Regions from separate parts of the Homo sapiens genome. Here all the other regions are linked to region 3. A link is a loop called in an ENCODE intact Hi-C map of the cell type or tissue named here. Cell type or tissue: chondrocyte. All regions are shown on one strand.

Evidence for each region. A loop is a pair of places that touch in the nucleus more often than their neighbours do. Peaks named below come from ENCODE experiments on the same cell type or tissue, not always from the same donor. Only the 100,000 strongest peaks of a DNase experiment are listed, where the experiment ranks them.
Region 1: it touches region 3 in a loop (3-fold over the local background); 2 of 110 quality-filtered maps call a loop at or near these places.
Region 2: a loop joins it to region 3, with 5 times the contacts of the local background. A loop is called at or near these places in 17 of 110 quality-filtered maps.
Region 4: it touches region 3 in a loop (2.7-fold over the local background); 11 of 110 quality-filtered maps call a loop at or near these places.
Region 5: a loop joins it to region 3, with 5 times the contacts of the local background. A loop is called at or near these places in 75 of 110 quality-filtered maps.

Annotation. Positions count from the first base shown.
Region 1 is chr10:44,195,527-44,200,526 of GRCh38, reverse strand. No RefSeq gene overlaps it. Among named protein-coding and RNA genes, the nearest start is that of LINC02881, 95 kb to the left of the region's middle. RefSeq lists enhancers at 1,692-1,801, 4,171-4,340 and a cis regulatory region at 4,255. In chondrocyte, no CTCF peak of the experiment used is centred here; no DNase peak of the experiment used is centred here.
Region 2 is chr10:44,862,361-44,867,360 of GRCh38, reverse strand. The region is part of intron 2 of TMEM72-AS1 (TMEM72 antisense RNA 1); the gene reads left to right. Among named protein-coding and RNA genes, the nearest start is that of TMEM72, 46 kb to the left of the region's middle. In chondrocyte, CTCF peaks have their summits at 2,136 and 2,352 (motif pointing right); no DNase peak of the experiment used is centred here.
Region 3 is chr10:43,687,429-43,692,428 of GRCh38, reverse strand. LOC124902417 (a long non-coding RNA gene) reads right to left here and starts at 2,249. Exons shown (of 2, transcript XR_007062133.1): 1 at 1-2,249. RefSeq lists a silencer at 2,165-2,264. In chondrocyte, CTCF peaks have their summits at 812, 1,982 and 2,186 (motif pointing left); no DNase peak of the experiment used is centred here.
Region 4 is chr10:43,806,029-43,811,028 of GRCh38, reverse strand. All of the region lies in intron 2 of LOC105378275 (a long non-coding RNA gene), which reads right to left. Among named protein-coding and RNA genes, the nearest start is that of LINC02658, 30 kb to the right of the region's middle. In chondrocyte, a CTCF peak has its summit at 2,706; no DNase peak of the experiment used is centred here.
Region 5 is chr10:44,308,985-44,313,984 of GRCh38, reverse strand. The region is part of intron 1 of LOC124902544 (a long non-coding RNA gene); the gene reads left to right. Among named protein-coding and RNA genes, the nearest start is that of LINC02881, 19 kb to the right of the region's middle. RefSeq lists enhancers at 1,219-1,388, 2,668-3,170 and silencers at 2,757-3,086, 3,931-4,100. In chondrocyte, CTCF peaks have their summits at 2,532 and 2,774 (motif pointing right); DNase peaks (open chromatin) are centred at 2,974, 3,140 and 3,805.

The DNA of each region.
Region 1 (5,000 bases), 510 kb before region 3:
GACTGCTTTTCTAGACCCAGGAACTAGGATAGGGTGAGGAGATTGGGGTGAGGCCAGGACGGGCCACGCTGCCTGAATATTTCCAGGTCATGGGGACCCACACGCACCTTTGCGTCTTCCTTTGGTGGCTCTGACTCCTTTAATACCTTCTCTGTGGTATTAAAGAGAGGCGCCACCTCAGCCCTTCAGAGGAAGAGAGTGGGAGGCCGTTGGATGCCCCAGATTATGTCAAATTCCATGAGCTGAGTAAAAGGCCAGGGAGAGCCTGGAACCACTCGGCTGGAGGCCAGAACCTCACTGTGGTTCATTTGCTGTGGTGTCCCTAGAGGGGGACCGTCATGGCTCCAAAAAGTGCACGAAGATCATGAGGTGAGACCCAACCCTGATGGGCAAACTGTGCCAAGGACAAGACCTGGCATGTTGTCATCAAGTATGGCTGGAGGGAGGCTCCAGGATCATCTTCCCTAAAGACAGCAATGTCATTAATGGCAACATCCATGCACATGTTGTCCTTGTTCTCAAGGTTAAATCCATGCACAGCTCCACAGGAGGGTTTCCCCTGTGCTCCACATGGACCTGGCCAGGCGTGGAGAGGAGCCTGCCTGGAGGAAGTTGTGTGTGACGAAACAGCCGTCTCATTTCTTCCCACTTGCAGTGACCTCCTTCTTTTGTCTCTATCATTCCACTTTCCCTCACTCTCCAGGTCCCATGTGGCTGCACCATGAACATTTCCACCATTAATGGGTGAGAGGTCTTTCTTTTCTGCCATGAAGAGACCCAGCCAGGTACCACGGAGAAACCCAGAGTGAAAAACTCATGGTCAAGTTCCAAGTTGTTCCCAGACAAATGAACACCCCAGCACAACAGGGCCTCTTCCTAGGCCTTGCCCCACCTGCAGAGCAATGGCCCATCCCAAATACCATCTCCTCCCTCAGTAGCACCCAGCTCTGTGTCCACCCGACACTGGCTATGTTTCCTAAGTACAAAAAAAACACACTGTTTTCAGGAAAAGGGTCCTGTCCCTGAGCTCATTTGGCACTGGGCTGTCATGGTTGGAGGATTGTGCAATCAGACCCCGGGTTCGGGGGACATTTTCATGTCACTGGTTTGAATCCCATTTCCATCCAGTGGCTGGAGTGTATTCTCAGTGCTACTATATGGAGAGACATAAGGATTTCTCACCCAAGACTGAATGTAGATTTCTCTTCTGAATATGAGAAGTCACTCAGCTCTGCTAAGATTTTCCTCTGCCCTTCCTGTCCTCTGGCATTGTACCTTTGGGAGAAACAAGAAGGCAGAAAGGAGACTGCTTTGCCCCCTCAACTCTCCTGGGTCTACAGTGCCACTAGAAGCTAGCCAAGTCACCACCCAACTCTCCTCATGCCTGTATCACTCACTGAGGACTGTGTGTATGCTCACTGGGGTGAAATAGAAGGGAAGGGAGGTCACTGATGGACACTTTCTTTGGAGCAGGGGTGGACAAGTCCCAGGACAGCTGCCCTGAGAGCCACCCACCTACATACCCACGGAGCAAGAAGGCCCACAGGCTGCTCTAGAGGTCATGCTTGAAGAGGCAGGGCACGGGCAGATGTTGTTCATTGTCATTACTAGTAAGCACAGAGGCAGGGAACAGGCCCATGACCTCAGCCTCCCCAGCGGCAGCTGTTCCTCACCAAGAGATCCAGGGCCAGAGACTGCTCACTCACTTCCAAATTCAGAACGCAGCTACCCTCAAACTTCCAGATTCTACATTTTGTGATACGGAGGCTACCCGTCTCTTTCATTTCTGGCAGGATGAGTTGGAGAATTTCTGGTCCTGTTAGGCCTGTGTGACCCAGCCCTCCCCACTCTGCCCACACACAGCTGTGCAAGGTTTCAGACAGTGAGGAGCAGAGGGAAGAACAGACTGAACCCAGCCCTAGGGTTGAGTCTTCATCTCTTACTTTGACAAGCTTCTGAGTATTTTTGTTGTACTTTTCCTATCATTTTTTTTGCCCAATGCAAGAGTTAGAACAAACTTAGATATTACAAAAACAGGTCGTCTTAGTAGGTGGAAAGCAGGAACCCTGGCTGGTGGTGGCTGTGTGAAGATAACCTCAGCCACCTTCCATGAACCCAGGCACCCTCTTGAAGCCTCAGCAGGCACTCAGTGCAATCTGAGGCCAGGCCCTTCCTCCAGAGCCCAAGCTCCTGGCCTGCCCTGAGAATGAACCACATATGGAATGGACAGACAAGATGCCTTTCTCTTAGGTTTTCTTACCAAAATAAACAAATGCATTTGGGAAGATTAAATCCCCTTAATCATGAGAGTGAGAGACCATTCTCTGCAGAGAAACTCCCTAGTCCGAGGGCTAAGGGAGTTTCTGTGACAGGATGAAAACATTTATTTGAGTGAAATTTTCTTCATAGGTGAGAATGGAGGAGGACTTTTGTTGAGACACACATCCCAGAAGACAGCACCTGGGCCAGCAATGACACCCTGCCTCCCCTAGCCCCATTGCTGCATCCTGGAGGGTCCTGAAAGGTCCCAGCCTCCCAGGGGCAGGAAGGGAAGGCACCTTGGCCACAGTTGTTGGAGCTGAGACCACATGATTTTCCTGGTGTGTCTGTCTCCAACTCTTACCTACCACTTCCTGCCTAGAAAGTTCCAGACTTGGAACCTGCGTGAATGTGGCCCTTGTCTTTTGCTTTGCCCAGGGGTGGGTTGACATGATTTTACATGTGGGAGACCCAGAAGTCACATGATAGATGTCAAGAGTCAGGAGGAAGAAGACCCTGGGAAGGGAGAGAGGGAGGCAACAGCTATGTGCACATCACAAGGCTTGGCAAGATGAGGGGCATCCTCCAGTCGGATGGCCGTAGTTCTCTGCTTTCCTTGCATTTGGAAAAAAGAGTCCAGTAAGCTTGCACCTTAAGAAAAGGCAATAGTGTCGATGCACTTGGACAGAAGATTGGTATCCTATTGCGGAGGCTGTGAATGCCCAGAAGACTAAGCCCGTCACCGAGGTCTCCTCAAAAGCACTTCTGAGCAAGCTGCATTGGTGCCTCCCTCTCCCTCCGCCTTCCGACTTCCAAATTCTATCACCTCATGTTTAATTTCACGTTGTCAAGGTTAACATTCTTCTTTTCGTTTGTATAGTTTATTAAACACTTGTATCCTGCCATCTCTGTGCCTGGTGCTATTCTAAGCACTTTAGAAAAACTAGCCCATGGCCAGGTGTGGTGGCTCATGCCTGTAATGCCACCACTTTGGGAGGCTGAGGTGGGAGGATTACTTGAGCCTCAAGAACAGCCTGGGCAATGTAGTAAAATGCTGTCTCTACACAAATAATAAAGAAAAATTAGCCAGGCATGGTGGCATGTGCCTGTTGTACCAGCCACTTGGGAGGCTAAGGTAGGAGGATTGCTGGGCGGTCAAGGCTACAGTGAGCTGATATCGCACCATTGCACTTCAGCCTGGGCAACAGAGCAAGACCCTGTCTGAAAAGAAAGGAAAACAAAACAAAACAAAACAAAACAAAACAAAAGACGTATTAGCTCATATATAGAATCTAACAAAGTTGATCTCATGGAGGCAGAGAGTAGAATGATGGTTATCAGGGGGTTGGGGAGTGGTACTGGGGGATTGGGGAGATGTTGATCAAAGGATAGAAAATGTCAGTTAGATAAAGGAATAAGTGGATGTATAGTGTTCCTACCACAAATATCATATCTAGGTGGGGTGATGCACATGTTAATTAGCTAGATTTAGTCATTCCACAATGTATGTACACTTCAAAACATCATGTTGTACTCAATAAATATATATATAATATTAGCTATCAATTTAAATAAACATTTTAATAACTTAAAAAACAAAATATCAATTCAATCACTTCTCTGACAAGAGTCCTTGCTGGAGTTGCTGTTCCTGCCCTCGTGCTCTGATGAGGAAACCTGAGGGCGCAGAGGCTGAGGCCTTGCTGAAGGTTGCATGCCTGCTGGCTCCGGTGACAGCTCACGCTCTTGTGACCTGCAGGCCAGCTCTCCTCTCCTCCTCTCTGCCTTCAGCCCCGCTCACCTGCTCTCCCTGCACTCCCTCCAGGGACTCTTCTCATCCCCAGATCTCCACTAGTTCCTTTCTTTCATCACATTGATGTCTATCTTGTGCCAGGCCTTGTGTACAAGCTGGGACCCACCACAAGCTTTTCAGACTTGGCTGGCGCCCGGTGGGCTCCCAGTGCAGAGGGAAGCATGTGAGTAACCAGGTGTCACTGCCCCTGAGGTCTACTCAGCACCTCACAGCCCATGGATACCTTGCAGAATTAGTACAAGCTGTTCCTTTCTCCAAGCACATAGCAAATCCCATCACAATGTGTACCTGTGACAACCCCAAATGTGAACTGCATTCTGTGTGAAGCCTCCACAGCTGCAGGTGGAGACCTACAGAAGGGGCATATGGGTTGGGGGCCTGTCCAAGCCTGGGGAAGGGTCAGCCACGCTTCTCACTGGAGAGCACCTCTGCAAAGTGCCAGCTTAGCCGTTCCTTTGTGATAACAATAGTGGAGCGTTCTATGCCCTTGTCCACACCTGGGTGTTTACAGAGGAAAATCACTAAAGAGCATTTGTGACTATGACCACATAAATACTGTTCGTGACAGAATCCACACTCAGTCCTTGGGCCACTGTAAGGAGCATGACTCTAGAGCTGGACTTGAACTTGGACACCAGAGTTCTATCTGCTCCAAAACCATTAAGTTATTCTGCCTTCCAGTTTGCCAGGATGGGCTGGCAAGTTGTTTCAAAAGTAAACACAGCAGAGTCTTTTATTTTTTTAAGCAATGTTAGATGTTTCCTGTTCCAAAGTGCACACCGCAGCCCCTGGGCTCCATGCCTGATTTTCTCCAGGGCAGACATCTGGAGGATGACTCAGAGACCCACAAAAAGAGATGTCTGCAGGCTGGGCCCTGCAACCCTGGGCACCCCAGTGGGATACCCCAGAAGTGAGCAGTTATTATCTC
Region 2 (5,000 bases), 1.2 Mb before region 3:
GCTACTCAGGAGGCTGAGGCAAGTGAATCGCTTGAACCTGGGAGGCAGAGGTTGCAGTGAGCCGAGATCATGCCACTGCATTCCAGCCTGGGGGACAAGAGCAAAACTCCGTCTCAAATAAAACAAAATAAAATAATATATATATATGTGTGTATATACACACACACACAAAATTTGCATTCATATTCATAGAGATAATAGTCTATAGTTTTCGTTCTTTGTAATGTCTTTGGTCATGGTACCAGAGTAAAACAATTTGAGAAGTGTTCTGTCTTTTACAATTTTCCAGGAGTGTGTATGGAATTGATGTTCATTCTTCCTAAGTTGGATAATAAAGTTATCTGGGCCTGGAGGTTTCTGTGTGGGAAGGTTTTAAAGTACAAGTTTAATGTAAAAAATAGACATAAGACTAATTCAGATTATCTGTTTACTCTTAAGTGCCGATAGTGTCTTTCAAGGAATTTGTCTATTATATTTAATTTGTCATATATATTGGTCTTAAGTTTATCATAATATGCTCTTAATTTTCTTTTTAACATCTGTAGAATCTATAGTGATAGATATCACAATTCCCATTTCTGATTTTAGTAATTTGAGTCTTTTCTCTTTTTTGGGGGGATCAACCTGACCAGGAGTTTATCAATTTTATTGATCTTCTAAAAACAAACAAAAAACTCCAGCTTTTAATTTCATTGATTTGTCCCTTTTGTTTTTCTCCTTTCTATTCCACTGATTTATGATATGATCTTCCTTTCTCTCTCTCTTTCTCTTCCTTTCCTGCTGTAATCTTTCTTTCTCTCTCTTTCTTTTCCTTTCGTGCTCTGATCTTTCTTTCTCTCTTTCTCTCTCCTTTTCCCTTTCCCTTTCCTTTCTTCTTTCTTTCTCTCTCTTTCTTTTCCTTTCGTGCTCTGATCTTTCTTTCTCTCTTTCTCTCTCCTTTTCCCTTTCCCTTTCCTTTCTTCTTTCTTTCTTGAGACAGAGTCTCTGTCACCCAGGCTGGAGTGCAGTGGTGCGATCTCTGCTCACTGCAACTTCCACGTCTCGGGCTTTAGCTACTCTCCTGCCTCAGCCTCCCGAGTAGCTGGGATTATAGGTGCACGCCCCCACGCCCAGCTAAATTTCGTATTTTTAGTAGAGACGGGGTTTCACCATGTTGGCCAGGGTGGTCTCAAACTTCTGACCTCAAATAGTCTGCCCATCTCGGCCTCCCAAAGTGCTGGGATTACAGGCTTGAGCCACTGCACCTGGCCTATGCTCTGAATTTTCTTGTTTCCTTTCTTCTTACTTTGGGTTTAATTCGCTCTTAAGGCGGAAGCTGAGATTTGAGATCCCTCTTCCTTTCTAACCTAGTGTAGTGCTATCATTTTCCCTCTAAGTATTGCTTTAGCCAAATCCCACCCATTTTGACAGGTTGTGTCCTGGCACTTCGTCCACTGATTGCATTTTCTCTTCATTATGGGTAATTTTTTTCTCCCTCACTTCATGCATGGTCATTTCTTACTGGGTGGTAGACATTGCCACTTTTTTCTTGTTGTGTGCTGGATGTCTTTGTTTTCCTGTGTGTATTTTCAGGCTTTGTTCTGGGGTACGGTTAAGTTACTTTGTAACAGTCTGATGCTTTCCGGTCCTGCCTTTGACGTTTCTCAGATGGGGATAGAGCTGCGTTTAGTAATAACTGCTCCCACCCCTGAAGCAGGGCTGTCCCGTGCCTCCTGAGTGGTGAGCCTGCAGTCTGGCTGATGGGGGAGGCGCTGTTCCCGCCCTGTGCAAACACAGGCGGATCTTCCCTCCAGCCCCACGGGGATCTTTCTGGGCCTCTGGCAGCTTCCTCGCCTGCACGTGCTGAGCCGCCCTGCTGCACCCTGGCCGCAGCCTTTGTGGATCACTGGAGTTGTGTCTGTGCAGCCCCCTCTTCCTCCAGGGACGCCGTGCCTGCCCTGAGGACTCGGCTTAGTCCCTCAACTCGTGAGGGTGAGCTCATGGGGTCAAGCCCTGTCCGGGTTCCCGCACCTCCTGTGCTGTGGCCCGGAAACTGTCTGGGTAGTAGGATCACTGTCCTCTGCATCTGGTGTGCTGGGTTTTGAAAACGGTTGTTTCTATAGTTTTGTTGGTTTCCTCCTGCTTCTTTCAGGTGGGAGGATAACTCTGGTCCCGGTTATCCATTTTGGCCATTCAACCTCATGGCAATCTAACAGGTAGCGGCTGTTCTTCCCCCCACGTGACACAGGAGAAATCTTCCGCAGGCTGTTTTCAGTGACTTCCCAGGGCAGCCCTCTGGGAGGCGGCGGTGTCGGATGGAGTCGGCTTCGCTCAGAGCGCTCCGGTTCTGGGCTCCCGCGCGGCGTCCGCCAGGGGGCAGCAGAGGCCCGGGATAGTTTGCACAACGCCCGGCTTTGCACTCGTGGCTTCGTTCTCGGGATCCGTGTTTTCGCTCCCATCCTTTCACTGCTTTTGTCTCCACTCCTGGTGACTGCTTAGCTCTAGGCTTGGTTGCCGCACAACTTTGCGTCTTGGACGCAGGGCCGAGACGCGTCTGGATGCTTTGTGACGAGTCAGCCAAGAGCAGCAGTCACGGGGCTCCTGAGATCCGGTATGTTTGCTCCGGACTCGCCTCCTCCGTCTTGGCTCCGCCCGCCCCTTAGTTTGGCTTTGTTCTCAAGCTGGTGTCCCTCGTGGTTCCAACCTCACACATCACACCCTCCGGAACGAGAGAGAGACTCTTTCCAAAGTCATCAAGGAGGAATACTGGCTTCGCTGGGTGGACCCACCTTGGGACACACGCCGTATCCTCCCCCCAAACCCAAGAGCGGCTGATTGCTGCAGCAAGGCTTGGTTTGGGCTGGGATCCCTGATCATTCTTGAATCAATGTTGTTTGCGCTAAGGAGATGAGATTCTGCTAATTAGCCCAAACTAGTGTGACTTACCCCTGCAGCTGGGGTGGGGGCCAAACCCCTCAAATCACACCCACTCCACATTAGGGAAGGAGTGGAATGCTAGTGAGCCTTCCCACAGTGTTCAGGACGTTGTCAAAGACAGAAGCGCCCAGAGGCCAGCGAGTGTCAGGGCAGAACGCTCAGGCCATGCGCGCTGACGAGCACTCGGTGTGCGACCAGGTGGCCAAACGCTCACTGCACAGGCTCCGCCCTTTGAAGAGAGGCAGCCCGTGGGTGCGCAGGCTTGGCAAGCTCTGCTTTGCGAAGGAAGGATGGCGGGAGCTGGATCCGACACATTTGTAGACAGCCTAGCTCATCTGCTCTCTTAAAATGAATCAATCATCCACCAGGCGTTGTGTGAGGACTGCATATGTGCCAGCAGGACTTCAAAAAATGTCCTGTTTACTAGGGAGAGAAACAAGAAAACCAATAAATGCAGTATAGCATCAGACATTCTGAGAGAAAGAAATGTATATGGAACTGAGGTTGCTGAAAGGGAGACCACACTTTCCCTAGCCCGGGGAGGCTAAGAAATGCAGTCAAGAGGAGGATGTTCCCAGAACGTGAGGCACAGGGAGGAGAATGAAGTGGGTGTGGGAAAGGGGCGTTCCCGCGTCCTAGGGAAATAGGTGCAAAGACACAGGCAAGTTAGAAAGCCTGTCACTTTGGGGGCAGCCTTTCTTTCCTTTTTAAGCAACTCAGGATTTTTACGTTGGTTGAAGTTACTTGATGATTTCAAATCAGTGCTGACGTTATGCTTAAAAGAAATAAAAGGTCAAAGAAAGAGTATGGTAGGAGTAATTCAGGTGGTTACTTTGAACAGTTTCTATAGACAAGAACTCCGCAGCCACTTTGACGCACACCGCAAGCCCCAGCTACGCTCAGGTGCAGGCAGCGCAGAGTCCTCCGCCAGGGGAGCCACCTGGTGGGGGCCAACCGCAAACCGTGTGTGGTGTGGAAAAGCTCCAATTCCTTTGCTCTCCAGCCTAACTCATACTCACTGGATAGGGTATAAAAAGGTCTGTAAAAGACCTTCACAAACTAAAATCTGGTTATAGCTGCAATCTGGCTTGGCAATTCATGGATCGCTGGCTCCCCGTCCCTCTGCACTCACAATGACTGCAGGGTGGGACAGTTTCTCTGCTTTTTGAAAAAGGAAATCTGCTTTCCTAGATCTTGATGGAATATACAAAAATGGTTTAGTGCCATAAGCTCCTTCTCTAAGCAGGCAGCTCAGGGAGCTGATGCCAATTGGTTACTCTTGTAGAAATTTCGTGAACTACAGTAAACCATTCGCTAAGCCTTTCTGACATCTGGAGCAGCCTCCTTCCTGCCACTGCCTTTTCTCTTGGCAGGAACACAGACCCTAGAGGGACAAAGGGTGGCAGAAGTCACCAGAAGCTGTAACATACTGCAGCTGCACGGAGACCTGTGCCTGTTCATACTCCTCAACTCTCGGCTCCTGGTGGGCTTGTCTTTGTACCCCATGGAGCCCACCCAGCTTTCAGCCAGTGCCAATGTGCATTTTAAATCAAACTTTAATGGATTTAAGATGCATATATTCTCTTTCTCTATACTCATGGCATCAGGATCTCAAAGACTACTCAATAATTTTTCATTTACTCATTCATTTATGCAAAAAGTATTTTTAGACCCTGTGCTGGGTACAATAGTGTACAAAGCCAGATAGAATTGCTGTGTTCATAGGGCTTGGCATCAAGCAGGAAGATCAATACACAGGGTGCAAGGGACATGAAGCCCGGTCACAAAAGCCTTCCTGGAGAAATGGGCGCCCAGCTTGAAGGCAGGAAGGCAGGGCCTTGGCCAGAGGCAGGGGGAGTCTGGAGTGAGTAGAGATCTGCAGGGGTTGTGTGTGGAGGAGCCAGGCCAGCCTTGAGAGCCTGTGGTGCTCTTGAGCCTGTCAGCTGTAGCTGGGGCTGGGAGGCTTTGGTCAGGGTTCGTGGGAAAGCAGAAGTGCTCCAGCTATTTCAAGTAGAGAGAGATTTAATATGGAGAGCCAGGGCCTTCTCAACCATGGGAGGGAGTTGGGGAGCAGAGATCAGGAA
Region 3 (5,000 bases):
ACTCTCCTATCTTCTTGGCCAGCCATCAGTTGCAGGTAAGCAGGAGGGGAGAGCAGATGGCTCTACGGGTTCACAGTTGGGCACTGGCAGAAAGTCAAGGGGAGAGGGACTGGCAGGGGCTGGAGTGACCTTCAGAAGACATTTACGAGAAGAAAGGCATGTTGCAATATGTGTTGTAATGGGAATTGGCAAGACCTTTATACCACCAAGCATCTAAGGATGCAGTTTTGAATCATGTCGAGACAGCTCTACTTGGAGCTTTGTTTAAAGGCTTCCTAATCTTCTCCCCCACCCGCCTCTCTTTCAACACATAGTAGATAAATGCTAAATAGACAAATGTCCCAGTTAGCCTCAGTAACAGAGGAAGCCTCAGTAACAGAGGAAACCCAAGCTGTAGGGTTTCCTACATTTTTCCATGGAGGAAAAATGTGAAATGTCCACACGCACAGGTGGTGCTCTGTCCCTGGCCGCACTGCATGTGGCCTGGGTCCCTGATGCCATTCCTCTCCAGGAATGGCAAGCACGTCCTTTGGGGCTCTGCATCCTCAGAGCTGTCTTCTTCCACATGCTTCTCCTTGCAGCAGTCTTTGTTCCCTTATCTGTAAAACAGGGCCCAGGACTTCAGGGGCTGCAGCCCTTTAAAATTCTAGCAGTTCGTGAGCCCTCCTCCTCCTTCAGCAGCTGCTCTGTAGCCATTACTTCTGCATCCTCCTAAGACACTATAGAAAGGGTGCACCCAGCCCCAGAATGCTGGGTGACTCAGCCCTTCCTAGCTTCCAGATGGATGGCAAGCCCAGGGCTGCCAGCAGGGGCATGGGCTGGGGACAGAAAACAAGAATGAAAAAGAACAGTGCCTTTTGGCCATCTTCCCAGAGTCTTGCACCTCGTCACCACAGTCTTATTAACCATTTGGTCCAAAATATTACCTTAAAAAATGTGTTGAAAGTAAGCCACTTTTTAAAAATCATGCAACTGTCACTATGGAAAACAGTATGGCGTTCCTCAAAATATTCAACACAGGATTACCATCTGATCCAGCAACTCAACTCCATTTCTAGGCATATATACAAAAGAACTGAAAGCAGGATTTCAAACAGATATTTGTACGCCCGTGTTCATGGTAGCATTGTTCACAACAGCTAAGAGGTAGAACCAAACCCAGTGTCCATCGATGGATGAACAGATAAGCAAATTGTGGTATAGACATGCAATGGAATATTATTCAGCCTTAAAAAGGAGGGTCATTCTGACACTTGCTACTACATGGATGAACCTTGAGGTCATTATGCTACCTGAAATAAGCCAGTCACAAAGGACAGATGCTGTTTCATTAGACTTATATGAGATACCTAGAGTAGTCCAATTCCTAGAGACAAAGTAGAATGGTGGTTGCCAGGGCCTGGGGGAAGGGGGAAATGTGGAATTGTTGTTCAATAGATACAAAGTTTCAGACTTTCAAGATGAAAAGACTTCTGTAAATGGATGGTGGTGACGATTGCACACCAATGTTCGATGAACTTAATGTCACTGAATAGTACATTAAAATAGTACTTAAAAATGGTTAACATGGTACATTTCATGTTATGTGTATTTTACCAAGATAAAAAAAAATATTTTAATCATGCAAATGCTTCCTTCTCCTTCCCTACTCCAGGATCAGCAGCCACACTTCTGTCCCAAGGAGTGAAGCTGAGTAGAGAGCGCACCCTCTGCCTGGGACCTGATGAAAGATCCAAGCAGACAGCGGCCCCCTGCGGAACCGTGGACACCGAGCTGCCTCCTGTTCCAGCAACAGCCTGGACCCCCGACTCTGGGTGCAGGGTCCTCACCGGTGTCCCGTGACAGCCGACACGCACTGCGCAGCCCGAGTCGACTGCTCCCACTCCGCGCTCCCCTCCTGGACCCCGCGCAGCTCTCCTGCGCAGCGGCCAGGCTACCTTCCCAGTCTCCATCAAAGACATAAATTATCGAAATTCTGCCGCTACTCCTGACAGAAGCGAACGTGAGGGGTCTGTGGGCCTCCGACCCTGGAAGGAGCGCGCGGTGCCAGTGTTGGATGAGGACGCAGCGTCGAGCAGGAGAACGCAGCACGGAGGAGGGCGCGGCCGGCAGCAGGGCGCAGCAGGCAGGCTGTGCTGGGTCCCCTGACGCTCTCCCCTGCTTGTTCCACGGCCGCCCCGCAGCGCCCTCTGCCGGCCCAGCCCAGAGCGCCGCTCCCCGACACAGCGCGCGCCGGATGTGCGCGCCCCCAGGACCCAGAAGCTCTCCCTGCCGGGCCTCGGACGCGCAAATGCGAAGCCCCACTCTCCGGAGGCACGGGGCTCTAGTGGGTATTATTTTTTATCCCTCTTCAAAAGGCCAGGATGTGTTAGATATGGGCATCGCGTTTCTAGTGTCCCTCTGAATCGACCAGTGAATGGACCTATTTCCAGTAAACTTTCGCAGCAAAATGCGAAAGAGTGAGCCCGGCGGGAGACGAGAAGGGCGTTCACGACGAGGACCCCAAGGGGGAGAGCTTGCGGTTTGAGGGGCTAGGCCCACAGCGAAGGCCTGGCTTCTCTCTTCCCTAAAAAGTCCTTGTGCAAACGAGTCACTGACCACGGCGGAAAGGCTTGCCCGGCCGGGCTCTCGGCAGCCTGCACCGCGCACAAGGCGGAAGGCGTGAGGGCTCCAGACTCCGCCCTTCCCTCTTCCTCCCGCTCACAGCTCCGGGGCCACCTCGGGCCAGGGTCTGGCCCAGTGGACCTCGCCGGCTCACAGTGGTCACCAAGACACTCACGGCACCCGAGTCCTGCTCACCCCCAGCTTCCGTCCGCTTTCTGACGCTGTGTCGCACGCCCTCACCCCCTAACCACCCCCCGCACCCTGATGCCCTCCGTACCCTCTCTCCCATAGTCCTGGCCTCACTGGGAGCTTCAGGCCACTAATCTCACCTCCGTCCCCGGCTCCTCCTGTCCTGCCCCAGCTGGAACTCCATGGCCCTTTCCTTAAAGCGCTGCCTTGAAGACGCCCTGGCCCCCGGCTCAGCCCCTCACCCTCGCGTCCCTCCTGCTCTCCGCCTGCGCGCCGCCTCGCCTGGGCAGCTGGAGGTGTTTGGAGAGGGTGGCTTTGTGCATTATGACCCCGGCATCCTCAGGGGGACCCACGGCTGCTGGGAGCTAATCCCCCTGCAGCCCCGCACCTCCCACCCGCTCCACTCCTCAGCCGCCCAGCACCTCTAAGTATGACGGCCTTGTTTCTGTAGCCCTGAGAAGGCAGGGGGTCAGGGGATCTGCACAGGCCGCCTCCGACACCCCGCCCCCGTGTGCCATCTGCTGCCCCCGCGGCCCCTGGTCCTGCCCTAAGACCTTCCCAAGAGCTCTCTGGGCCAGGCCCCCCCAGGCCATCTACTCAGCCACCGGCCACGCCCTCACCTCCAACTTCCCCCTCCTCTAGGGTATTCCAGTGAAGGCCAAATCCAGTAGGAATTCTCCACGTTACCTTTCAAAGGCCCCCTCAGGACCCCACACCTCTTTCCCCAGCAACCTCCCCCTTTCCCAGCACCCGTTTCCGCACAGCTCCTATTTCTCCTTCACACCCTGACACATTCACCTTTACCCAGCACTCCACCAAAACCACTCAGACATGGTCAGTCTCTTTTCCGCCTCGCCCTGCTGCACTCTGAGGTACTGGCCACCGCTAAACATTCCCAGCTTGCAATGCTTTCCCACAGGAGGGTCTCAGCCTGCCCCTCGCTCCCCAGCCCCTCAAGCCTCCCTCGCAGCCCCTGTAGCCCAGGAGAGCCCAGCTTCAGGCACAGTCCCTGGCCCTCTGGAGGCACGCTCCTGCCCCGATGACTTCACCCACCCTCACTGTTTAAAGGCCACCTTTCCGCCCGTGAGTCACCAAGGAACAGCCCTCTCCCAGCCAGCTTCTCACACCAGCTCCACACTCGCCTTTCCTGTAGTCCACCAGACAGCTCCTCCCAAATGCCGAATCTTAAATTGAAAACACAAAGGGCAAACTCCTGATTCCCCCCCCCCCCCCATAAAAAAATAGTCCGCAGGCTGGGTGCGGGGGGGGCTCACGCCTGTAATCCCAGCACATTGGGAGGCCGAGGCAGGCAGATCACAAGGTCAAGAGATAGAGACCATCCTCGCCAACATGGTGAAACCCCATTTCTACTAAAAATACAAAAATTAGCTAGGCTTAGTGGCGCGTGCCTGTAATCCCATCTACTCGGGAGGATGAGGCAGGAGAATCGCTTGAACCCAGTAGGCGGAGGTTGCAGTGAGCCGAGATTGTGCCACTGCACTCCAGCCTGGGCGACAAAGCAAGACTCCTTCTCAAAAACAAAACAAACAAACAAACAAAAGCAGTCCGCTGGGAACTTCTTTGCCTTTCTTTCGGTTGCTTAGATCCAAATCTCATTTGTCTTCAACTACCCTGCTTCTCCTCCATCCAAACCCACTGTCAGCAAATCCTGCTGGACTTGCCTACAAGGAAAACCCAGAGAGCAGCCACTTCTCGTCACCTCCCTCACGCTCAGCCCAGGACACGCCACCACCGTCACTCCCAGAATCATGTCGCGTCCTCCCTCTTCTTCCTACTTCTGCCCTTACCGACCCCTCCAGGAATCTAGTCACAACACAGCAGCCAGAATGGTCTTGTTAAAGCATTAAGTGAAAGTCATGTCACTTCTTTGTTGAAAATCCCTCAATGGCTTTCCATCCCAGAGTCCTAAGATGTCCCAAATGGGCCTCCTCTGCTGAGCACTTCCCCTTCTCCACCCACAGTGGCCCCCCAAACTCCCCAGCTCAAGCCCTCCCCGCAATGCCACCACCATCTCCGGGTCTCCACAGCACCAACCCCCTGCTTGGAATGCAGCCCCCACGTCTCCCCGCTTGCTCCCTGATGCCTTCAGCTCTCTGCTCAGAGCTCCCTGCACAGCAGGCTCCTTCTGGCCACCTTATTTAAGACTGCAGCTCTCTCCCTCGTCCCCACCCCTTCTTTTCCTCTTC
Region 4 (5,000 bases), 120 kb before region 3:
GCTACTCTTAACTCAGAAACTTGAGTGCCTGAAGTTTATGGTTTGTATTTTTATTCCATTTTCCAGTAGTCTGATGAAGATAAGAAAAGAACTTCCTTGTCTTGAACATACCTCCTAAATTCAAAAAGGAAACAAACCATTGCCTTTTGCCTCTTGTGCTTCCTCCCCATTTGTGAGCACATACATGCAAGCATGTTCATACACACACACACACACACACACACACAACCATACACTTGTACAAATGTAGGCTCTCATGCTGCATATTTATGTTTTTAAAAACTGTTGATCATTTGGAAATCATTAAGATTTTAACTCCTTCACCAGTTCATTGCTGTATGAGGAGTGGAACACACACTGTGCTATAGCACGCTTTGGGCACACTTCTTGCCCTCCCCACGTTCATGCCCTATGTACCTTTGCAATACTCTCCCCTGGGGCAGGGAATAATTATAATCCTCTGATCATCCAACACAATGTGAAGATAATAAAAATTAATTTCAAAAACAAAATTGCACATTTGGAAAAGATGCAGGATTTCATGAGTTCACAAGAAATGTCAGGGCCTGTCTGATCACATCACACCTTCCACCTGTGACTGACTCAGACCAGTCACCAAAGAGTTAAGAAAGGCTCTTGACAACATTGTTGAAAGCTTCTAATGCTTTTGCAAAAATAACAGGCTTTTTAATTTGCTGGGAAGGGGTGCTCTTGTACCACTAGCCTTGAGCTGTGCCCATGATAATCTATAAGAAAATAAGTTATAGATCACAACAGATCAACACATATTTTTTTAAATGATCAATTTTATCACAGCTCAGTGGTAAGTTTATAGAACAAAAAAAAAAGAGTGTCACTTGATAATGAGAAGAAACCTTAAAAGAACAAATGTTAAAGGGCAAACAACCCCCTCCTCCACCACACAGACACACACACACGTATACAGACAATCCTTAAATTCAAAGGCAGTCACTTGCCTCTTTCCTCTAGGAAAATCTAACTTAATCCCTTCAATGATCCCAGGTCTTCAAAAACAAAACCCTGGATTAACACCCTGAATTTAAAATCTGGGTGTCTTGAATGTCTTTGAAAGTACAATCTCAAAAAGCAAAGAAAAAATTTTCAGGTGGGAGAGGAAAAAAAAATACCTACAACAGAGAGAAGAAAACACATAATATCCCAATAAAATATCTTGGCACCTGTATGCTTGGCTGTACATGCACCTGTGTTGTACATGCACACATGTCCATGGGTTACCCTGGCCCCAACTTACACGGGGAAGGTAACTGTATGACCTATCCACACATCTGGCTGCTTCTACCCCAGCTAACTGACAAATACTCCCAAATATTTTGCTATTGGTTGATTTGACAGCCACTCTGGAATAGTTGGTTGGCAAGAGGTTTTAAAGCAACAGAAAACCCAAGGTTGGATGGATTTGCCATCCCCTCCACTTAGGTAAAATGGCTTCCAGTAAGGGGTTGTGCCAGTATTGGCTGCTAGCTAATTTAAGGTCCAATGGAAAATGAAAATAAACAAGTATTAATCCTGAGAACCTTTTTGTGGAGTTATGAAAACAGTCTGTTATAAAACGCATCCAGATGTCAGCCAAGAGTGAGTCAATTGGAATAATAGCTTCAAGTGAAACCAGCAAAGGGCAGCAGGTCAGGCTGTGGGGATTCTGAGGAATGCCCACTCACAGACCCAGGAGCGCACCGCTGCACACCAGCCTGGAGCCTCGCCCACGACACAGAATTCTGTTAAACGATCTATAAAAAGAATTTATGGATCCCATGGACCAACATCGATTTTTTTAAATTAATTTTGTCACAGCTTAAGGGCAGGTTTATAGAAGACCAAGACAAAAAAAAAAGCGTCATTTGATAATGAGAAGAAACTTTAAAAGAGCAACATTTTATTTGACAATTATTAAATTTTTATACCAGTGAAAACAGTTTAATTTTATAAAGACCTATAAAACAATCTCCTGTTGATACACTAGCCCTGTTCTTCAAAAACACATGCCTGAGGATATTTACTGGAACATTTAATATTAAGACCTCTGAAGTAATCTACAAGTCAATCTGTGGAATATTGGTTAAACAAATGATGGTACACTTCTACAGTAGAACCAAATGCAAGTGTTTCTTAATTAATTAATTTTTTATTTATAATTGAAAAAATGCAAATGTTGAAAAGGGTGATAGACCTCCTTGACAACTGCTGTGAAATCATGTCTAGCATAAATTAAGTAGGAAAAAGCAAGTAACAGAGCATTAAACATCATTATTCAGCCATCTTTGCATAAATCAGTCTATCAATCTATGTTTCTCTGATTGTCTATGCAGGAAAAGTTCTAGAAAGAAGCCAATGTTCATGATGGCCACCTCTGAGGAGTGTAGGAGCTGAGGGCAGAGGAGCTTTTCCTTTTTGTGTTGTAGTTTTCTATACTGCTTTAATTTTTCACGTTAGCATGTATTGTTTTTGTAAAGCTTTTTAATTAATTGGTTTAAAAGAGAAGGGGAGGGAAAGGCAAAAGAGCAAGCGGCCTGTTGGAGTGGAAAGCTAACTAATGGGGCATTGGCAATCTGGTTCTTAAAAGGAAATGGGACTCCTATGAAAATACAGAAAACCTCTGAAAATGCAGGAAGTCCAACAGTCACCACAAGGGAAACAGTTTTACCCACTGTGTTTTCTCAAATGAGTGAGCAATTGCCTAAAAATACTACACTGTGTGGTTGCATGTGTTCAGTCCCCACTCAGGATCCTGATAGCATCTCAATTACCTGATGCCAACTTCACTTTAACATTGACTTTTTATTTTAAAAACAAATTGCTGATCTTTGTCCGTGGAAAAGCTGTGAAGTATTTCGGTCCCTGCCACCTATCTGGAGGCCTCATGAGCTGCCACTGGAAACCTGTGGCTGTCAAGGACCATGAGATTTCCAGGTGCAATGTGGGGATAGAAACTCCTAGGACCATCTCAGTGCTGAGCTCGCAAGGGAGCCCAACACAATGAGTGGTCCCTCTCCAGAAGCAGGCATGCTGATTATGTGACGGGATGCCTGGCGCATCTGCAGGAGAAGCCAGCCTGCTGGGTTAGGCCAAATCCCCAACTCTGCATAGTCATGAGTGGGAGGTCCTTGCGACGTGGGTTGGAGTAAGGAAGTTTTTGCAAAGAATGTAGGGATTCCACGATGCAGTGTCCAGTGCCCAAAGAAAGTCGGAACTTCATGAAGCCCCAAAAGTGAATCTAAACATGCATTAAGTTGAGTGGCCAGGGGGAAAATGCTAATATAAGACCTGGGTACAGATAGTGGGGTTAGGAACCCGAAGGATAAGGTGTGAGCAGATGGGCTGAGACAAGTACGAGTAGTAAAGGGCGGAAATAGTCTGTTTCTGTGGCCTGCCTTCAAGTTCCAGCCAGGGATTGGGTCCACTTAAAGCACCAGGAATGGGAGGTTTGCCCTCCCTTTGCAGGGCAGGGCTCTTGATGCCCTGTGTATTCTGGGCTATTGCTGAGGGGGATGCTGGGTCCCAGTGCTGCGAGCAGTATGGGAGCTCACATCTCCTGGGCCGCGCCCTCCTGCTTGCTTTGCTACAGCCTCGGCGCAATCCTTTGCTTGGCTGTGGATTTATTTATGTACCCAGGGTGCTGTGAATGAACACAAACTGCCGTGCTCCAACTAATGTTTCTGTGCATACCAGTAGGGATGGTTAATTTTATGTAACAACTTGACTGAGCCACAGGATATCCAGACATTTGGTCAAATAGTATTCTGGGTATGTCTGTGGGGGAGCCTCTCCGTGAGATTCACATCCAAGTTGGTAAAGTGAGTAACGCAGATTGCCCTCTCCGGCGTGGCTGGGTCTCATTCAATCCATTGAAATCCTGAATAGAACACAAAGGCTGAAATAAGAAACGCCTCTTATCTGACTGCCTTGAGCTGGGACCTCGGTCTTTTCCTGCCTTCAGACTCAGACTCTGGAACTACACCGAGGGCTCTCCTGCTGGCTCTCCAGCTTGCCAACTGCATATCTAGGGACTTTTCAGCCTCCATATGATGTAAGCCCATTCCTTATAATAAATCTCTTTATATAAAGCTGTGCACAGTTGCTAACACCTATAATCCCAGCACTTTGGGTGGCTAAAGAGGGAAGAATGCTTGAGGCCAGGAGTTCAAGACCAGCCTGGGCAACATAGCAAAATCTCATCTCTACCAAAAAAAAAAAAAAAGTTTAATTAGCTGGACATGGTCATGCAGGCCTGTACTCCCAGCTACTTGGGAGGCTAAGGGAGGAAGAGCTTGAGCTCAGGAGTTCAAAGCTGCAGTGAGCTATGATCATGCCACTGCACTCCAGCCTGGGCAACAGAGTGAAACCCTGTCTCAAAATAAAAAACTCTTTATACACACACATACACACACACACACACACACACACACACACACACACTTCTGTTTTTCTGGAGAATCCTGGCTAATACATCTGTTTGTACAGTTATCTTCTTAGGATAAATTCATAAGAGATTTCCCAAGAAAAACCTTCTAGATTTTCACACATACTCCTCAATTTCCATACAGAAATGCTGTGTTCATTACCTTCTCAAACAGCCCTGCTTCTCATGTTGCTTCACTCCACCTGGGCATTGTTCCACATGTTCAATGCTAATTTACCATCTTGTTTAGGATTTTTTTTTCCTTTTTGTGTATGTGATCTGTGCTTATGTCGCTTGTCCATTTTTATCTAGTTGGTTTCTTAGGTCAGGTTGCCTAGGAAAGAGATTCTGAAACAGAGATGTGCATGCAGGATGTCTGGGGCTCTCAGAGCAATGCCTGGAGGAAGGGAGGGCAGCAGGACAGAGGCAGGGTAGAGGCAGGGTGGAGGCAGAGGCACAGAGCCCACAACAGGGGTGCCCTGGAGCTAGGACAGCCTTGCACAGGTGGGTCACACTGGAGGCAAACTACCACTTAGGGGGGTCTTCAACCCTGTAGGAGGCA
Region 5 (5,000 bases), 620 kb before region 3:
ATACTTGTGCCCTCAGCCCTGTGCTAAGCACCCTCACCCCCCACCAAGGCCTTGACTGTTTTCTAATTGTTGGATGGCAAGTAACTCGGCAGCCACTTCTGAACTGTCAGTCAGCCCCAGACTGCTATAAAATTGCTTAATGATATTTGGGTTCTTTGGGAGTTGTTGAAGTGTGGAGCTGTAATGAAGCAGCCACTGGCTGCCTAGTGAAGGAGAGGGTCAAGAAGTGGGTCAACCATGGAGGCCAAGGACTTGGCTCCCAGACTGGGGGAGGTGGCTCAGAGCTCCGCCTCCAGGTTCAAGGGATTCTCCTGCCTCAACCTCCTGAGTAGCTGGGATTACAGGGATGCACCATCATGCCCAGCTACTTTTTGTATTTTTAGTAGAGACAGGATTTCACCATGTTGGTCAGGCTGGTCTCGAACTCCTGACCTCAGGTAATCCGCCTGCCTTGGCCTCCCAAAGTGCTGGGATTGCAGGCATGAGCCACCGCGCCCGGACTGGATCCCATATTGGACACTGGGCTGCAGAGTTCTAGATTCCGTATGTCTCCTCAGGTAGAATCTCCACACTGCAGCCTCTGGCCAGAGGATGTAAAAGATCCAGACAGACCTGGCTTTCTGGCTGCTGCATAACAGCATGTTCATTTGAACGAGTGGCTTGAGCATGCCAGACCTGGGTCTTTCTCATCTGTAAATAGAGTAGTACATCTATCTCAGAGATATGTTATAAGAACTCAGCAAATTGCTGAAGCCCAAGTCACAGATGCATAATGAGTGAGTGTCAATTACTATTCTCATTAGTAGCAGTAGTACTCTTACAAAAGTCAGTTACAAATCTCAGAGACCATAGGTCTATATTGTAAGTGATGACTTGCGGATGTTGTAGAAGAGTTGGGAGTGATGTTTGGGATCATCCCATCCCAGCCATTCACTAAACTAGGAAGCTGAGGCCAGAAAGCAGGACAGAGCAGACTCCCCATACCCAACCTCCTGCTCCCCAGCACTCCTCCACCTCAAGGACACATCTAGGCCTCAGCCATCACTGCAGTATAGTTTCCAGTGCAATGAAAATGCTACATCTTCTCTCTCCTTAAAAATATATAGTAGTAAATAATATGTCTTATATATTTAAAATACTCATTATCTCCTATAGGATCCTTGTCCTACATACCATACACATCACACACATATTCAGGCACAGCCTGAGGAGGTGGGTGTTCAGCTGTATTAAAAACAAAAGTTGTAAGAAAGAATAATAGTGTGAAATCAGTGCAGGACTATTTATGATTAATATCAGGAAGCCCTTGTTAAGAATGCCATGTATTCTTAGACTAAAATACCCTCTGCAGGGACATGGGGAAACCCCATGACTTGAGACACTTCTGCTGGGACAAGGCATGGCTAAGCACAAGAGAGGAACAAAGCACCCGCCGCCTCAGGGGACCATCAGAGACAAAGCTTGAGTCCCAGGCTCCTTTCTGAGTCAGGAGTGCATAGAGTGGTTGTTTGAGAACTGAGTGTGCCTCTGTGTGCAGTCGTGGGACCTCAGTGTCCAGCCTGCCCAGCAGAACAACAGGCTTAGAGACCAGGAGAGGCAATGACAGGTGTTCTGTCAAAACCGCCCAGCAGGGCAGCAAGACGCTAGTGCAATTACTGGGCTGCACATCAGGGAAATGTGGTGGACTTAGTGTCTCTGGATTTCTGTAAGGCATGTGACAAGGTGACACGAGGAAGCTTTTTGATCAATTTAAAGACAATAGGTTAAGATCTTCATGGGCTCCTCATAAAAGCCTTGGTAGTTTGTCAAGCAATCTTTCACAAAGGGGAAAGGGGCTGTGCAGCCTCTTTACCGGAATATGAAGCTGGATTTCGGTATTTTAACAGCACTAGGACATACGAAGGCTGCCTGTCAAACTCACTAATTAGATGGATCTGGAAGCCATTACAGATATATTGGATATTTAAAAACATCACCATCCCAAATGATTAACATAAATGAGAATTATGGACGTGGTAAGCCAGGATGAACTTTAGTGCAGAAACTGAAGATACACCCTTAGACTGAACAGCAATAATAGCAGCTGTCTGGCACTCGTTAGGAATTAAATGTTCGCTGGATGGATTCAGGGATGGGATTACTTAGTAGAACATATGAAAATGAATAAAAATTGAACCTAAACTCAGAGCGCATGAGAAGTGTGAAGATTCTGGCACATCGACTGCTGTGACCTCTGCCTGTGTGTCTGAAGGCCAGCGGTTAGAGTCCCGCAGGCGACGTCCCGTCCTGTGCAGTGGGCAGACCCTACCTGCAGGCTCAGGTGTACTCCTGGGCACCACAGTGGAGAAGGGACTCTGTAGATGGTTTGTGTCCTAACGTGAGTCATCTGAATGGTGACGCTACATCATACCACAATGATTGGAGGGCCCGGGGAGGTTTGGGCAGAGCAGAAGAACTGGGGTTAGGTGGTGCTAATGCTGTGTTGAAATGCTTTAAGTGCTGTCATGAGAAGCTAAGCCCTTTGCAGGCGAGACCTGGAGGGCAGAGGTAGGACAAATGGAGTGAGCGACAAAGGGCTCAACATAAGGAAGCTGTTTCTAATGGTCAGCGTTGACAGCAATGCAGTGGACTGCTTGTGAGCTCCCCATCACGCAAGTGTGCAGGCAGAGAGGCTGAACCGCTGCTTTCTGCGATGGCAGAAGGCGATATCACGTGGGCGTGCGGTCAGCAGGGCGCGTGCTCCCCCTCCTGTGGTGGAGCCTGGAGGCAGCCGCCCGCCGGCCGTGGCCGGTCCAGCAGAGGGCGCGCTCCGAGCCGCGCGGGCAGCGGGTGATGCAGGCAGGGGAAGCGCGGGCCAGGCAGGAAGCATACAGCGCAGGCCGCGCAAGGGCAGAGACGTCCTCACCTGGCCACCGCAGCCGCGCAGACCCCGCAGGTAGCCGCGGCGGAGCTGAGCGAAGGACATGGCGGTGCCCACGGGTGCCGGGGCCGCGCCGGAGTGCACTGGACCAGCCGGCCCCGCGCACCCTCCCCTTCTCCATGCAGTCCCCCAGGGGCGTGCAGCATCACCGCCCCGGGTTCTCACCTTCCCCTCCGCCTCTGGGGCTTTCCCTTGCACCTTTCTGGCGGGCCGCTCCTGGCCTGCCTGCCTCTCCCACGCTGGGCCTGCGCACACCCGCTCATCCTCGACCTAGGATGGAGAGATGGGCACACAGGCAGGGGCCCGAGGGCCTTTCTCGCCCTGCCCTGGGGAATCCGCCCTCAGGAATGGGCCGCGCGGGGCTCCGTGTGCATCTGTTGGTGTGTGATGAAGGGAAGCCCAACCTGCCCTGGTTACGAAAAACATATATTTTAGTGCCAAATCTCTCTGGTTTCCTGAGTGGCTTTTCACCTTCACACGTCATAGAGCGAACACTGCTCTACAGGGTTTTGTGGAGGGAGGGATGGCGCTGTTAGACTCAAATGCCTACTTCCCCTGGGGTTAGCAAATTCAGTAATCTTGGGCGATCTCCCCACAGTAGAAAAAGGTTAAAAAGTGGAAAAAAGAAAAAGACCACCACACTTGACCTTCCAGGGCCAAATCTCCGGTCTCTCAGTCACACCAGGCAGCCAACCTTTCACAGAGATACCGGGACATTGCTTGGGCACACTTCAGCTTTATGAAACAAGGACATTCCCCTCTATCCTCCTGCTAAAGTCCGCCCCGCCCCTCAGCCCCCTCACTTCTGCCACCGCCATATCCCCGCTAGACAGCTTCCGCTGACAAGCCAGCCTAGGGCCACCCTGCTTCGGAAGCGTGTGGGCCCTCCAGGCTTCCATCTGCGGACTGCACATCACAGGGAGGGAGTGTTCCGCACCAGGCAGGGTGAGTCCACAGTGGCTGCACCTGGGGCCAGAGGCCGAATGGGAGGGTGGAGTGCTTACGGTGCGCACCTTCTCCTGGTCAGGGGGCGGGGAGCCGGCTGATGCTGCCCCCGCGTCCCCAGCCACCTTTTGGCTTTCTGAGATGGTTAATTTTAGGTGTCAACGTGACTGCGGTGAGGATGCCCAGATGGCTGGTAAAACATTATTTGTGAGTGTGTCTGTAAGGGCGTTTCTGGAAGAGATGAGCATTTGAATCAGTGGACTGAGTAAGAAGGTCCACCCTCACCAATGTAGGTGGCACTGGTCAACCTGTTGGGGGCCCAGAGAGAACAATGGGGCAGAGGAAAGGTGAATTGTCTCTCTCTTCTGGAGCTAGGACATCCACCTTCTCCTGCCCTCAGACATCAGAGCTCCTGGTTCTGAGGCCTTTGGATTCTGGGACTTACACCAGTCCCCTTCCTCCCTGGATTTTAGGCCTTTGGACTGGCCTGGACCTGCTTCCAGCTTGTAGATGGCGTGGCCTGGAATTTCTCAGCATCCATAATTGAGTGAGCCAATTCTCACAACAGCTCTCCTCATCCAACTATATCTGTATATCCTATCGTTTCTGTTTCTGTGGAGAAATCTGGCTTGCTCTCTCTCCCTCTCTCTCTCTCTCCCTCCCCCCGCCACCTCCTTCCCTCCCTCCCCCTCTTTAATATAAAACCACGTGGATTACTCTTCCAAAGTCACTCTGATTATTTGGGCCATATGATCTTTTCAGTGGATAAACTGTCTGTTTATGATTGAAAGAGGCCACAATTCACAGGACTTTGCTTGTTACAAACTCACTTTATTTCATTTTTCTAGGCAGCCAGCAGCCCCAGATGAGCAGCAACACAACTCTTATTTGTACCTGGCTGAGCAGCACGGCCGCATATGCTTTGCCATTCCACTTCCCAATGGCAGAGCCATGTAAACTGGAGCCTGGACCAGGGGAGGGGAGATGCAGTCAGTGAGAGGGATCCAGGACAGGCCTCCAAAGCCAGCTGCCTGCCAGCAGGGTGGGGACACCCATGAAAATCCAAACTGCCCGCACGGCTTCCATCATAACAAGCTATCCCTGATTGTAACACTTGATTCTTGGAGGGAAAAAG